2 separate regions of the Homo sapiens genome follow, and region 1 is linked to region 2. A link is an interaction called in ENCODE POLR2A ChIA-PET data of the cell type or tissue named here. Cell type or tissue: Panc1. All regions are shown on one strand. Links, peaks and the distances in the headings refer to the core of each region. The heading gives the core; the rest is flanking DNA.

Evidence for each region. ChIA-PET counts read pairs that join two places held together with the same protein. Peaks named below come from ENCODE experiments on the same cell type or tissue, not always from the same donor. Only the 100,000 strongest peaks of a DNase experiment are listed, where the experiment ranks them.
Region 1: POLR2A ChIA-PET joins it to region 2 with 5 read pairs; 2 of 35 experiments call an interaction of 5 or more read pairs at or near these places.

What each region holds. Positions count from the first base shown.
Region 1 is chr1:212,263,082-212,270,790 of GRCh38, reverse strand. The region is part of intron 1 of LINC02608 (long intergenic non-protein coding RNA 2608); the gene reads left to right. Among named protein-coding and RNA genes, the nearest start is that of LINC02608, 18 kb to the left of the region's middle. In Panc1, for the core only: no CTCF peak of the experiment used is centred there; no DNase peak of the experiment used is centred there; H3K27me3 peaks cover 812 bases.
Region 2 is chr1:212,037,210-212,044,918 of GRCh38, reverse strand. DTL (denticleless E3 ubiquitin protein ligase adapter) reads right to left here. Exons shown (of 15, transcript NM_016448.4): 2 at 1,801-1,926; 3 at 161-259. Among named protein-coding and RNA genes, the nearest start is that of DTL, 5.3 kb to the right of the region's middle. In Panc1, for the core only: no CTCF peak of the experiment used is centred there; a DNase peak (open chromatin) is centred at 4,153; H3K4me3 peaks cover 930 bases; H3K27ac peaks cover 2,932 bases.

The DNA.
Region 1 (7,709 bases), core at 1,433-5,432, 230 kb before region 2:
TCCCCACCCCCGTAAGATAACCACTCTACTGGGAAAACGCTTAGCCCCTGGCAAAGAGTCCTGTTGAGTGTCTCTTTGTTTTGTCTGTTGCATTCAGACACAGAAGCTCAGAAAAGCTATAACCCTGGATGGAAGAATGAGTGGAGCTAAAAACATGTAAAATACTTTTTATTGTTTAGGGATATATAGTGCATGTAAATGTATGCATGCACACACAATTTTATATATATATGTATATATTCCGAAACATTCCTGTATATATAATGGGAATTGAAAACACCAAATTCGAAAACTGGTTACTTCCTAGAAGGAAGGCAGGAAGGAAAATATAAATGAGAGGGATACACTGAGGGTTTCGGCTATATCTGAATGCTTTTTTTTTTTCAGCTAGATGTTGGATTGATATATGTTTATTATATTATTCTCTACAGTTTGTATGTAGGAAATGATGTGTATGTATAATATATATTTTTTTAATTTTGGAATGAGGAAAGTAGGGTCTATATATTTTAGAAATGATGAGCTTGAGCTGATATTTGGGCACTTACAAAAGGGGAAATTGAATATGGAGCAAGTCTTTTTCAGCATGCACTTGATCCAGCCAGCAGATGACTGCAAAGCCTCATGCACCAAAGTAGGAATCCCCAAAAGGAGCTGAATAATGGAGAGCCTCAAGCACTACCCCCAGAGATTACCCATCACAGGAAAAGTGACACTGAAGTAGCACCAGCAGAGGAAAGCTAGAGGAACAGATGGGTTGCTGTAACAAAACAAGGGAAATGTAATTCCTTAGATGCTTGAGGGGAAAAAGCATAGACTAGGAAGTAATCTGTCAGTAGCAGCAGGGAAGAAAGAAAGAGAAGACACTTGGACTTCTCTGGAAAATACCTGTATTGACTTATCAAGAACAATTCCAGCAGTGCAAAAACTGATTGCTATGAAGAAACTTCAACTTCCAGACATGAAAATTAACTGGAATTTGACTTGCCCTCTCACCGGTAACAACTAGAAAATTGGCCATAATGTATGAAACAGTTGTTTTCATTGGACAATACACAGTGAGGAATTGTGATCCCTGAGAAAAGAGAAAGAAATGAAAAGATCCCTACAATATTCCTGGCTTTCTGCCTGGAGGCACTTTCCAGACCACAAAGAAGGGGACCCAAGTAGACATGACAATCTTGCTATGAGGAGGACAAAAAAGATCAGAGTTTGAGGAGACTGAGGAGGCTGGAATTTGTGAGGCAGAATACCAGAGAAGACAGAGGTATGCAGAGAAAGAGCTCCAGAAATCTTGAGCCCCCTTGAGTCCATGCAACTCCATGACACTGGGCAAAAATAAATAACTAAAAAAACTCTTAGGGAGCTGTAAGCTAAACAATTTCCTGAGCTCCCACTGGGCTGGGAAACATTCTAGTTCCAACCAGGGAGAATGGAGAGACCTTGTTGAACCCCTGTGGCATTCAGAAAAGACCCCAGAAGGGCTTCATGTATATGCAGTAGGGCAAAACTAGCCCTAAAGTAAAGGCTACTCTAGACCTTCCCTAACCAATCTTAAAAGCAAGCATCAAAAAAGATCAAACTGATCTGCTAGTTTTGACCAGACACCAAGCCATATAGAAATCCAGTATCCAACATCCAATCAAAAATTACTAGATATCCAAAGAAGAAGGAAAATGTGGTTCATAAACGAGAGAAAAAAAATCAGTTAACAGAAACAGACCCAGAAATAATAGAAGAATATGCAATTGGGTAACAAGAACTATAAAAAAAGCTATTGTCAATATGTTTAAGAATTTAAAGGAAAACATAAAAATGTTGAGCAAAATTGCAACTATAAAACAGAATACAATGGAATTTCTAGAGCTGAAAAGTACAATATCTGAAATAAAACATTTATTGAATGGGCTTAACAGCAGCTTAAGTAATGAAGAAGAAAAGATCAGTGGACTTGAACATATAGCAACAGTAACTATCCATATGGCAGAGAGGATGAAAACTAGAAGAAAAGAGAAAAAGACAGGTTAGGCACATTGGCCCATGCCTGTAATCCCAGCACTTTGGGAGGCCGAGGCAGGAGGATCACTTGAGGCCAGGAGTTTGAGACCAGCCTAGCCAACATGGTGAAACCCTGTCTCTACTAAAAATAACAAAAAAATTAGCTGGGCGTGGCAGCATGCACCTGTAGTCCCAGCTACTTGGGAGGCTGAGGCATGAAAATCACTTGAACCTGAGAGGCGGAGGTTGCAGTGAGCCAAGATTGCCCCACTGCACTCCAGCCTGGGGAACAGAGTGAGATAGCCCATTCAATGAATTTTTAATTTCAGATATTGTACTTTTCAACTCTAGAAATTCCATTGTATTCTTTTTTATAGTTTCCATTTTGTTCCTCAACATTTTTTATGTTTTCCCTTAAATTCTTAAACATATTGACAATAGTTTTTTTATAGTTCTTGTTACCCAATCGCATATTCTCCTATCAAAAAAAAAAAAAAAGACAAATAGAACATCAGTTACCCATGAGAAAAAGTCAAATGGTCTAAAATAGTGTCACTAAAATCCTAAAAGAGGGCTGAGAGAACAGAAATACTATTTGAAGAAATAATGGCAGAACATTTTTCAAATTTGATGAAAACTATAAACTCACACATTCAAGAAATCCAACAAACCCCAAGTAGAATAAAAATCAATTTAGGTAGAAAGTGCATTCTGAGTATTTTTAATAATGGAGTGATTTTCTGAATGGACTGGACCTAAAGGCACTAGTCCAGGGAGGAGAGGGAAAGGTTTGCAAAACGTAGGGAACTGTACAACTTGTGAAAAAATAGAAACCCACCTAGAAGGCACAAACACTAAAAGAAAAGAGAAGAGATGGGCCATCTGGAGGAACCAAATACTGGAAGGTGCAGACAAACTGCAGAGTAAGGAGAGAAACTCATGAGAATAAAAGAATAGAAGGGCATCTCCAGCTTTCAGCCTTTCCTCTTACCTCATTTTTGGACAACGGTCATCTCAGAACTGAACTTGAAGCTCCATTCTTTTCTGCTTTTTCTTGCTTTTATTGAGCCTAGGTCTTTGTGTGTCCTTGGACCACAACTATCAGAAGTGGTTTATGCTTCACTTGTCTCCTTTCACTTCTCAGTAGACCCGTGCCTCTCCTTTCAGCCTCTTACTTGCCTGGAGTCTTGGTTGGATCTCTTGACCCAGTTTATAGACCTTGAACCTGGGAGGCCACAAGGATGTCTCCTAGCAGCCAGAACTCCTTGCTTGAGAGGCAATGAGGGGTAGAGGAAGGGATACTGACTTAGAATCAAGATTTGAATCATAGCTCAGCTTCTGCCACTAAGAGACATTCTAGAGCTGTGTTGTCGAATATATGTTAGCCACTAGACAAATGTGGCTACTGAGCATTTGAAATGTGACTAGTGTGACTGAGGAATTGAATTTTATATTTAATTTTAATCAAAAACCTGAGACACTGAAAATCATTTTTCCATTAAACACAGTGTGGAAAATATTGTTACATTGTAACAATAATATAAATAATTAATATAAACAATAATATAAATAATATATAACAATAATATAAATAATTAAAATGCATATTTTAATTTTAATTATTATATAATAAACTAGGTTTTTAGTTTAAAAAGTGAGTATGGAAAATTTTTAATATTTAAAATGAAGACATTCTACCGATACAGAATTGAATAGGGATTCAGTAGCTAATAAGTACTTTGACTGGGACCGTAAAGAAAAGAGACTGGGCTGTGCACAGTGGCTCACGCCTGTAATCCCAGCACTTTGGGAGGATGAGGCGGGCAGATCCCCTGAGATCAGGAGTTCGAGACCAGCCTGGCCAAGATGGTGAAGCCCTATACCAAAATAGTCTCTACTAAAAATACAAAAATTAGCCAGACATGGGGGCACGCGCCTGTAATCCCAGCTACTCAGGAGGCTGAGACAGGAGAATCCCTTGAACCCAGAAGGTGGAGGTTGCAGTGAGCCTAGATTGTGCCACTGCCACTGCATTCCAGCCTGGGCGACAGAGCAAGACTCTGTCTCAAAAAGAAGGAAAAGAAAAGAGACTGGCAGGGTGCGGTGGCTCATGCCTATAATACCAGCATTTTGGGAGGCTGAGACAGGAGGATCGTTTGAGCCTCGGAGTTTGAGACCAGCCTGGGCAACATAATGAAACCCCATATCTACAAAAAATACAAAAAGTTAGCCAGGCATGGTGATGCACACCTGTAGTCCCAGCTACTTGGGAGGCAGAGGTGGGAGGATCGCTGGATCCTAGGAAGTTGAGGATGCAGTGAACCATGATTGGGGCACTGCAATCCAGCCTGGGCGACACAGCAGACACTGTCTCAACAAAAAAGAGACTGGAAGAAGTCAAGTCACAAATTTACAAAGTGAACAGCAATTGCAATTTGCTGCAGCAGAGCAAAATTTAAAAGCTGTTTATTTTATTTAAAAATATAAAGTAAACAGGCCGGGTGCGGTGGCTCACACCTGTACTCCCAGCACTTTGGGAGGCTGAGGCAGGTGGATCACTTCAGGAAAGGAGTTCGAGACCAGCCTGGCCAACATGGCGAAACCCCGTCTCTACTAAAAATACAAAAATTAGCCAGGCATGGAGCACACGCCTGTACTCCCAGCTACTTGGGAGGCTGAGGCAGGCTTGAACCCAGGAGGCAGAGGTTGCAGTAAGCCAAGATGGCACCAATGCAATCCAGCCTGGGCAACAGAGCAAGACTCCATCCCCCCACCCAAAAAAAGAAGTAAACAATAGTATGAGACATTTTCAGCAAATATATAGTGAACTTGGTAAGACATTTACTCTCAGCAGTTAAAAAAGAATTAATATTGGTTGCCTGAAATTAGAATTATATGCCCAACAAATATTTTAAACAATTTTTCGCGGTATCTGAGCATATAATGTTGGCCTACTATAAGATGACATAGATTCTTACACAAAAAAGAAAGTCATTTTTAGATAGAGAGGTAATAAAAGAAATTATTATTTTAGTCATGGATATATTGGTGGAAAAGTATAAGAAAAAATGTAAAATATATTTTACAAAAAGTTAAAGCATAGTACAGCCATTACGGAAAACAGCACAGAGGTTCCTAAAACAATCAAAAAATAGAACTATCGTATGATCAAGCAACCCCATTTCTGGGTATATATCCAAAGGAAATGAAATCAGTATCTGAAAGAGATATCGGCACTTCATTCACTGCAGCATTATATGACCATTGATAGATGAATTGATAAAGAAAATATGATACACACACACAGGAATATTATTCAGCCTAAAAAATAAAAGAAAATCCTGTCATTTGTGACAACATAGATGAACCTGGAGGACATTATGCTAAGTGAAAAAAGCTAGACACAGAAAGGCAAATAATGTGTGACCTCACTTATGTGAAATCTAAAAAAGTCAAACATAAAAACAGTGGGTTGGCCAGGCATGGTGGCTCATGACTGTAATCCCAGCACTTTGGGAGGCCAAGGCTGCTGGATCACCTGAGGCCAGGAGTTCGAGACCAGCCTGGCCAATATGGTGAAACCCTATCTCTACTAAAAATACAAAAATTAGCTGGGTGTGGTGGCGTGTGCCTGTAGTCCCAGCTATTCAAGAGGCTGAGGCAGGAGAATCGCTGGAACCTGGGAGGCACAGGTTGCAGTGAGCCGAGATTGCGCCACTGCCCTCCAGCCTGGGCAACACAGCGAGACTCAGTCTGAAAAAAAAAAAAAAATAGGCCGGGCACGGTGGCTCACACCTGTAATTCCAGCACTTTGGGAGGCCAAGGCGGGTGGATCACAAGGTCAAGTGTTTGAGACCAGCCTGGCCAATGTGGTGAAACCCTGTCTCTACTAAAAAATACAAAAATTAGCTGGGTGTGGTGGCGCATGCCTGTAGTCCCAGCTACTCGGGAGGCTGAGGCAGGAGAATCGCTGGAACTTGGGAGGCAGAGGTTGCCGTGAGCCAAGATTGTGCCACTGCACTCCAGCCTGGGTGACAGAGCAAGACTCCATCTCAAAAAATAAATAAATAAATAAAATAATAACAATTAAAAATAAATAAAATAAAAACAGTGAGTTGAATGGTTGTTACCAGGGATGGAGGGTGAGGGAAATAGGGAGATACTGGTCAAAGGGTACAAACTTTCCTTTATAAGATCAATAAATTCTGAAGATCTAATGTATAGCATGATGACTATAGTTAATAATAATGTAGTGTATACTTAAAATTTGCTAACAGAGTTTATCTTAAGTGTTCTCACCACACACACAAAAAAGCGTTGTTATGTGAGGTGATAGGTATGTTAGCTTGATTGTGGTAGTCATTTCACAATATATACGTATATCAAATCATCGCATCATACATCTTAAATATATGCGATTTTTGTTAATTATACCTCAGTAAAACTGGGAGGAGGGGAATGAAAGCCCTTCAATTTAACCTGCCAAACAACTGCCTATTGAATACAAAATTTTTCTAACAATACCAAAGTTCAATTGATTTAAGTTTTGGAAAATTACAAGGACTTTCTTCTACTTTGAGAAGTTATATAAGAGGACCTGCTCAATTAATACTTTGAATGTGTTTTGTCTTAAAAGGACTTTCAAACTTATAAAAAACAAGTATTGCTATTTTGCAGCCTATTTAGTGAACTGACTGGTGTAGATGTTTTTGAGTCTTTTATTCCTGTCAAAGAAAACAGTCAGCTAGATATAACACAGATTCTATCACAAAGAAGGGTGCTCTGGCTATGTTAAATCAAAAGTCTAGATTTATTGCAATTTTAAAGCAAGAAACTGATATTTCTTCTATTACTTTGTTGCTCTTATACATATTGAAGATATTTATGTTCAGTTTTCTGAACAGTGTCATGATACAGTTGTTAAATATATGTGCAAATGCTATGAATCATCAGCTCGTAGAACTGTAGAAATACATAAAAGAAAGTAAATGTAATGATCTTGTGCTCTTTTCCAATGCCCATTGGTTGAGTAGTGGAGAGATCTTTACAAAGGTTTAATGTACTGTTAATTCTCATTTAAAATTTTCTTGAAACAAAAGGAATACTTTCCAAATATTTAATAATAAAAGACCAAAAACAGCAGTGTGATTTTGTTTTCTCATTGATATCACACAGCATATGAATGAGCTAAATTTGAAGCTTCGAGGAAAGGAAAAGTCTTATCCATGACCTAGCTAGACAAGTACAAAAATCTATGTTGAAACTAAAATTTTTCGTAATACAAATCAATAACAATCTTATACATTCTTCTAACAAATTAACATGCAAATTTTCATTATAATAAACAGTATTATGCAAATTTGTTGTGAAACTAAGAATATGAATACATTATATAATTGATGAATGTATCATTTATTTTCAACTTATGTAATACCCCTTTGAATTCAACTTTAATAATACTGAGTTGACACAAGAGTTACTGAATTAAACAGACATAATTTGAAACTGATAATAAGTTTGCTTTAAAGTCAAGTTAATTCTTCTAAAAATAAAGAAACCAGATTTGACAATATGGATGTAAATGTTAAAAGAAAATTATTTTTGGTACTCAACTTAGTTATTGGAAAACTTTTAAGTATGTTTGGAATAACTTGGGTATGTGAATCTATTTTTTAAAACTATAAAGTGTGTGAAATATACAGATCAAATAT
Region 2 (7,709 bases), core at 1,738-5,737:
ACACACCAAGTAAACTTTTTCTATATAAACTACCCAGTCTCAGTTATTCCTTTATAGCAACAGAAGACAGACTAAAACAGAATGTGTTCAAATAATAATATACTTGAGGATGTGTAAAGTTTTTTAAATGTTAAAACAAAAATTGTAGACCTAGACTTACCTTTGAAGCACTTCTTTCTGAAACTTTGTGATTCTGTGTTATACAATCGAACAAAGCCTTCTTCATTGGCAACTGCTAGTACATGTTCCATATTGGGAGCTAAAGCAGAAATAAAGAAAAAAATATATAGAGTAACACAATTTTTTTTTTTTTTTTCAGACGGAGTCTTGCTCTGTCACCCAGACTGGAGTGCAATAGTGCAGTTTGGCTCACTGCAACCTCCACCTCCTGGGTTCAAGTGATTCTCCTGCCTCAGCATCCCAAGTAGGTGGGATTACAGGCATGCGCCACCACGCCCAGCTAATTTTGTATTTTTACTAGAGATGGGGTTTCACCATGCTGGTCAGGCTGCTCTCGAACTCCTGACCTCAAGTGATCCACCCACCTCAGCCTCCCAAAGTGCTGGGATTACAGGCGTGAGCCACCATGCCTAGCTACAAAAATTTTTAAGCTTACTCAAAACCACCAAAATTTTCTTCAGATAATCTCTTATTTAGAGAAGGGCTAAATCGAGGGTAGTACTTAAAACAAGAGTGGTACTGGCCAATGGCAAACAAAGGCATATGATGATGTAGGCTGCCAGCAGGCTGAGTCTATTAGTTTTTTTAACCATATTTTTATTTACTTATTTTTACCACAATCATGACTATGTAATAGTCTATTAGTTTTTGAGAGACAGTCTCGCTATGTCACCTAGGCAGGAATGCAGTGGCGTGATCTCAGCTCACTGCAACTTCCGCCTCCCAGGTTCAAGCGATTCTCTTGCATCAGCCTCCCCAGTAGCTGGGACTACAGGCATGCACCACCATGCCCGGCTAATTTTTATAAGGAGTCTATTAGTTTTAAATTTCCTTGTCACAACTTTTTCTTTCCTCTCAAACTATTATGGGTGGAGACAAATACTTCTATTTCTTTTTTTTTTTTTTTTTTGGAGATGAAGTCTCACTGTCACCCAGGCTAGAATGCAATGGCACGATCTTGGCTCACTGCAACCTCTGCCTCTCAGGTTCAAGTGAGTCTCTTGTCTCAGCATCCCAAGTAGCTGGGATTACAGGGGTGCGCCACCACGCCCAGCTGATTTTTTGCAATTTTAGTAGAGATGGGATTTCACCATGTTGGCCAGGCTGCCTTGAACTCCTGACCTCAAGTGATCCACCCGCCTTGGCCTCCCAAAGTTCGGGGATTACAAGTGTGAGCCACTGTGCCCAGACCTACCTTGGCGTCCTAAAGTGCTGGGATTTTAGGTGTGAGCCACTGAGCCTGGCTGAAGTACTTCTATTTCTGTTCATATATTCCCCAATGAGTCACAGAAAGATACATTCAACCAGATCAAAGGGTATGTATCTACTGGATAAAACAGTTTTCATAGTAGCTGAACCTTTGCAACCCCTTCCTTATATTGATTTTTTAAAAATAGTGCTATAATAGTCCTATGCTTTAGAGGAAATATAGTTATGCTAATGATGTATAGAGATTAAGAAAAGTCTATTTTATAAATCAGAAGATAACAGTTTTTACAAAAACTCTAACATCCACCTAATTTACTTTTCTTTGAAAGGGAAATACTCTAGTATATTTTCCCTATAAGTGTGAAATAGATCATTTCTGTCCAAGCCTTGCCTAGATAGTAATTCTCTTACCAGAAGAGAAGGTACATCCAAAAGGAGGAACTGGGACTCCTGTTTCTCCATAAGAAGTGTGTTCATCATTACCACTGCACTGATAACCAGTCAGAAGGGATTGAAGAGGGTATTGTGAAGACCATCCTAAAACAAGATAATTCCTTATAGAATTCCAATACAGCATCACATTTCAGCATTTTTAACAAATTCAGAGGTAAATATTTGTCCTTAAGAAACTTTAGATATTAACATAGATCCACTTACTATTAATATCTATGGAAGACACCATTTCTGTTATTTCATTAAGGAGTCCTAAGGAAAAAATGAAAGAGCACTTCCAACTTCTGGGGAGGTATAGCTTTGGGCTTACTATCTAAAATGGAGACTCTCACTAGTACATTGAGATTAGAAGAAACAAGAGGCCTCTGCATATTAAGAAAGATCTTCCCCCTTCTCCTACCAAAGAGACAACCACAAAAGCATTCCATTAAAACTGCTATCCCCTTCAATTAAATTCTTATTCCAGAACATCATACAAAATCCAATGGTCAAAGAGCCAAAGAAAATAATATGTCAATGCAGCTACTATAGCCAGTAACATATTCACCAAATTTACTTCTGTTTTCCTTTAGTGCTGAAATTGTAGGAATCTAAAATGTCAATAGCAGCAATTATAGTACCTTAAATTATATTAGAGAAATTGTAAAGTGAAGTGTTATGTACCTACCCCTAGAAAACATTTAATTAGCCCTGGCTAGTGGTAGTGGGTCAGGGAGTCTTTACAGGAGGTCTTGAAAGATGGGTAAATTTTCACTGAATTTAGAACAGAGAACAAGAGACTCAGGGTAGAAGAAAAGTTTATTCTGCTTGGGTCAGAGGTCTAATGTGCACTATGCTCCTACATAGTAAAGACATCTTCAGAGATTTGTTTTTATTATACTGATTTGTGATCAAGACATTTTAAATATATAAAATAAACATTCATTCAACAAGTAATTACTGAAAACCAAATGTTCAATAAGCATTGGAGGAAACACTGAGTTTACAATCTATTGAAAGCATCTTAAATAATTAACAAACTCACATTTTAGGGTACTCTGAATCCTCACTTTTCATCAAAAGTACTATGTGGAGAATACATCTTAGCCTGACATAACCTCAGACAAATCTACATTTGGATGTTCATAGACATAATCTGAATGAATCAACAGAAGGGCACCAAAGAAATTTAATCCAAATTTAATTAGTTCTGGGGCCATCACGTCATAATTTCAGCATCACATATCATTGTAAAGGAGCTGTTAAAGACCACTAAAAGAATGCAATAGGCCGGGCGCGGTCTCTCACACCTGTAATCCCAGCACTTCGGGAGGCAGAGGCAGGCGGACCACGAGGTCAGGAGATCGAGACCATCCTGGCTAACACGGTGAAACCCCGTCTCTACTAAAAATACATAAAAAAAAAATTAGCCAGGCGTGGTGGCAGGCGCCTGTAGTCCCAGCTACTCGGAGGCTGAGGCAGGAGAATAGAGTGAACCTGGGAGGCGGAGCGTGCCGCGAGCTGAGACCTCGCCACTGCACTCCAGCCTGGGCAACACAGCGACACTCCGTCCCCACCCCCCACCCCCCCGCCAAAAATGCAATAGTTATGTTGAGGTCACAAGTATTAACCTACGGAATAAGTGTGTAAAAACAAAAGCCTCTGTTCAAAGGTTATGTAAATATACACGTTTTGGAATTAAAAAAAAAAATCAACTGCAAAATAAAAACTCAAAAGGGACTTTTGAACAACTTGGTTGAAATGAAGATGATACACTCCAAAAAACCTACAATTTTTTACAATTAAACAATGACTCTTTAACTCTGCCTCACTGCCTATAATTAACATCCAAACACCAATGAATGGTGAGTGATTGGTCCTTGCCTACCCCTCTACTTATGCAATCCCTGCAATACACACTTCACTGATGAACCACCCTAAGCTACTTTTGGATCCTTATTGTGTTATGAACATGAAACTGTAATGCTTTCCTCCACAACACATTTGGAAAAAGCTATTATTTCCTCATTGTACAACTTAAGCCCCTGGAGTTACATGCACATATTCCAAGTAGTATACAAGAACATGAGAGTTTTCAGAGACTCAATTTCCAGATACAGTAGTTACCCCTCACCCGTGGTTTCGCTTTTTGTGGTTTCAGTTGCCTATAGTCAACAACGGTCTGAAACTATTAAACTGAAAATTCCAGAAATAAACAATTCATGTTTTAAATTGTGTGCCATTTTGAGTGGCAAGAAAATTTCACACTGTCCTACCCTGACCTGTCCAGGATATGAATCATCCCTGTGTCCAGAGTAGCAGTGCCATAGACGTTACCTGCTCTTTAGTCACTTAGCTGCTGTGTCTGTCACATAGTTGGGAGTAGTAGCCTAATGTTATATCACATAGAAGCTGCTTTGTCTGTCACATAGTTGGAAGTAGTAGCCTAATGTTATATCACAGTGCCTGCCTACGTCATTCATCTCACTTCATCTCTTCATGTTGTAGGTATTATATCATCTCACATCATCATGAGAAGGGCAAGTATATAGCACCATGAGATATTCCGAGAGGCCACCTTCACATAACTTTTATTACAGAATATCGTTATAATTGTTCTATGTTATTATTAGTTATTGTTAATCTCTTACTGTGCCTAAACTTAATCATAGGTATGTGTCTGTATAGTAAAAAACACAGCATACATAGGGTTGGGTCTTGGAACATATCCTTCAAGGATAAGGAGGTACTACTGTACTCAACTACGATATACAGTCATATGCCATGTAATGGCATTTTGGCCAAAGACAGACCGCATACACAATGGTAGTCTTACAACATTATAATGGAGCTTAAAAATTCCTATTGTGTCTTAGTTTTTAACAAAAGGTTTGAAAAGTTAAGAAAAGAAAAACATTTAAAATAAAAAAACTTATAGAATAAGAATATGAAGAAATAAAATATTTTGTACAATTATACAATGTGTCTGTGCTTTATGCTACCTGTTACCACAAGGGTCAAAAAGTTAAAAAATTTAAGATGTTTGTAAGTTTAAAAGTTACAGTAAGCTAAGGTTAATTTATTATTGAAGAAAGTATTTTTTAATCAATTTAATGCAGCCTAAGTATAGAGTGTTTATAAAGTCTACAGTAGTATAATGTCCCAGGTCTTCGTGCTGACTGACTACTCACTCACTGATTCACTCACAGCAACCCCCAGTCCTGCAAGCTCCCATTCATAGTAAGCACCCTCCACAGGTGTTACCATTTTTTATCTTTTATATCCTATTTTTACTGAACCTTTTCTATGTTTAAATACACAAATACTTACCATTGTGTTACAGTTGCCTACGGTATTCAATACAGTAATATGCTACACAGGTTTATAGCCTAGGAAAAATATATAGCTTAGGTGTGTAGTAGTTACACTATCTAGCTTTGTGTTTATACTCTGTGATGTTTGCACAATGATAAAATCACCTAATGATGCATTTCTCAAAATGTTATCTCCATTTATAAGCAATTGGATGACTATATACGCATTTCTAAAACTCACCTGTCTGAAAAACCTGATGTCTCTGAGAAGGTTGAGGTACCACTTTTTCCCTTTCCCTTCATCACTTCCTTTCTTCCACTTTATAAAAGAAAGGCATTCCCGTGCCCCAATCTTAAACCTTGCACTGATCCAAAGAATAAAAACTTTTGGGTATCAAATATTTTTAAATAAAAACAAATAAACTGGTGGAACCTTAACTAAGAGATAATTAAATAATTCCTTCAATAAAGGGACCATAAACACCCAAATTCATCTCTTTAAAAAGATGGACTTCCAATAAAATTTTACTTTTGGTTAATAATTATCAAAATTGGTAATCTATATTGTTTTAATCAATCATATAGTACTAATAATTGAATTGAAAATTCAATCCATAAAGAAGTTTTAATACTTGGAGGCTTATGACAGAAAACAGCAATTTAAACACATTTTTTGACACAGAAGGGTATGACAGAGTGATCAGTAAAAGAGCTTTTCAAGCATAAAATTAAATTACATTAGGAGAAATTCTGTAGGAGAAATGAAATGGAAATAAATTCAAGAGGAAAAAGCAGCTATATGGAATGTCCAGCAGATAAAGAGGAGTTTGTATTTTTCTAAAAAATGGATGATGTGATTATCAAATCACTATAGTATTTAAATTATATTAGATACACTTAAAGGAGTGATATAGCATTTTTATTTTTAAAATGTCAATATTCCCAATATGGTCAGAAATTATATTCTTTGCATTTGTTTAAGTTTATAATAAAAACTTTTAGATATCAATTTAAAAATACACAGAAGAGTAATCAGATTTCCATTTTAGAAGGATCATTAGCAGCAATGTGGAGAATAAACCGAAGACAGACAAACTAGGAGGCCATCTGGGAGACTTCTTACAATCCAGACAAGAAGGCATTAGGGCCCAACCTAGGGAAATGGAATAGTAAAAATAGAACACATCCAGCATACAGTAAAGATGCATAATCATAACAGATAAAGAAGAGAGGATGGATTCAAGAGATTTTAACGAAATGTTTTGAATGTGTAACTGTGAGGAAGATGAAGAAGTCTTTAATTTACTCAGGTTTCTGGCAGGTTTAAATAATGAGGCCACTCTCTAAAATTGGTAATATTGCAGGTTTGGGGGAAAAGCTGAGTTCAGTTTTGGGTATTTGAGTTTGAGATGCTTGTGGGATTGACCGTCTAGGTGCTAATCAACCCACACAGCTTTTATAGAAATGAATCTCAGGTACAGGAAGTCTTCCAATAACATAATTTTGTACAATGTCATTTCGTTATACTGTTCATGAGGAAAAAATCAATTCCTGTTTGAGGCCATTGGCCGTGTGGAGTTTGTACATGCTCTTCCCATGTTCATAGGGGTTTTCTCCAGGTACTCTGGTTTCCTCCCACATGCCAAAGATGTGTATGTTAGGTTCACTGGTGTGTCTACATGGTCCCAGTAGACAATGAGTGTGTGTGAGTGCTTCCTGTGATGAAATAGTGTCTGGTCTAGAGCTGGTTTCCACCTTGTACCATGAGCTGCCAGGATAGGCTCCGGGCACCCACAGCCCTGAGCTGGAATAAGTGTGTCAGAAAATGAATGAATACAAATCATTGTAAAATAAAAATGGGTAAACTTTACAATAATCATACAAATGAATGACAATAAACGATTTGGTATGAAAGGGCTCAGTGAGCTGCCATATTTGTGATTGTTTTTGACCTGGGTGGTGGTAGGAGGTGCTCCTTCCAATTTTCACTTTGCAAACATTTATTCCTTGATTTAGCCCACCACCACTATGACCGAGGTCACTCGCTGATACACCAAAACTTGGATAATTATCTCACCTGTTTTTATTAATCTTTCTCAAATATATGTATAGCACACAATTATTTCAACATTTAATATTAAAAGTACTTTGAGTCTTTCTTTAGAAGTTCGGTGGTGTTTGTGTGACCAAAATATGCCACTGAAACAATTCTTATTTATATCAAGTAGCCTATGGTAGAGTTAGTTTAGTTATACACTGTTTTCCCTAAAGTCACAGTTTCCAAGAGCCTATCTAGACATTAAGTGAGGACTTACTATATAAGTAACAGAAGGTTGTATGTATGTAGAAGTGGAAGAAGCCCTGGTTGTGGCTGTGATCATCCAAAGGAGTAGGTAGAAGAAGAAAAGGGGTCAAGGATGGAACACCAACACTGAAGAGGAAAGGAGATGATTCTATAGATTTCATATAATAACGAATGAATTTCAGTGACTATTATGTAACAACGAATGAGTACTTGAGAATAGGAAAGAGGGAAGGGAAAGGTAAACACATGGAGAATTAGGAGAAAATCTG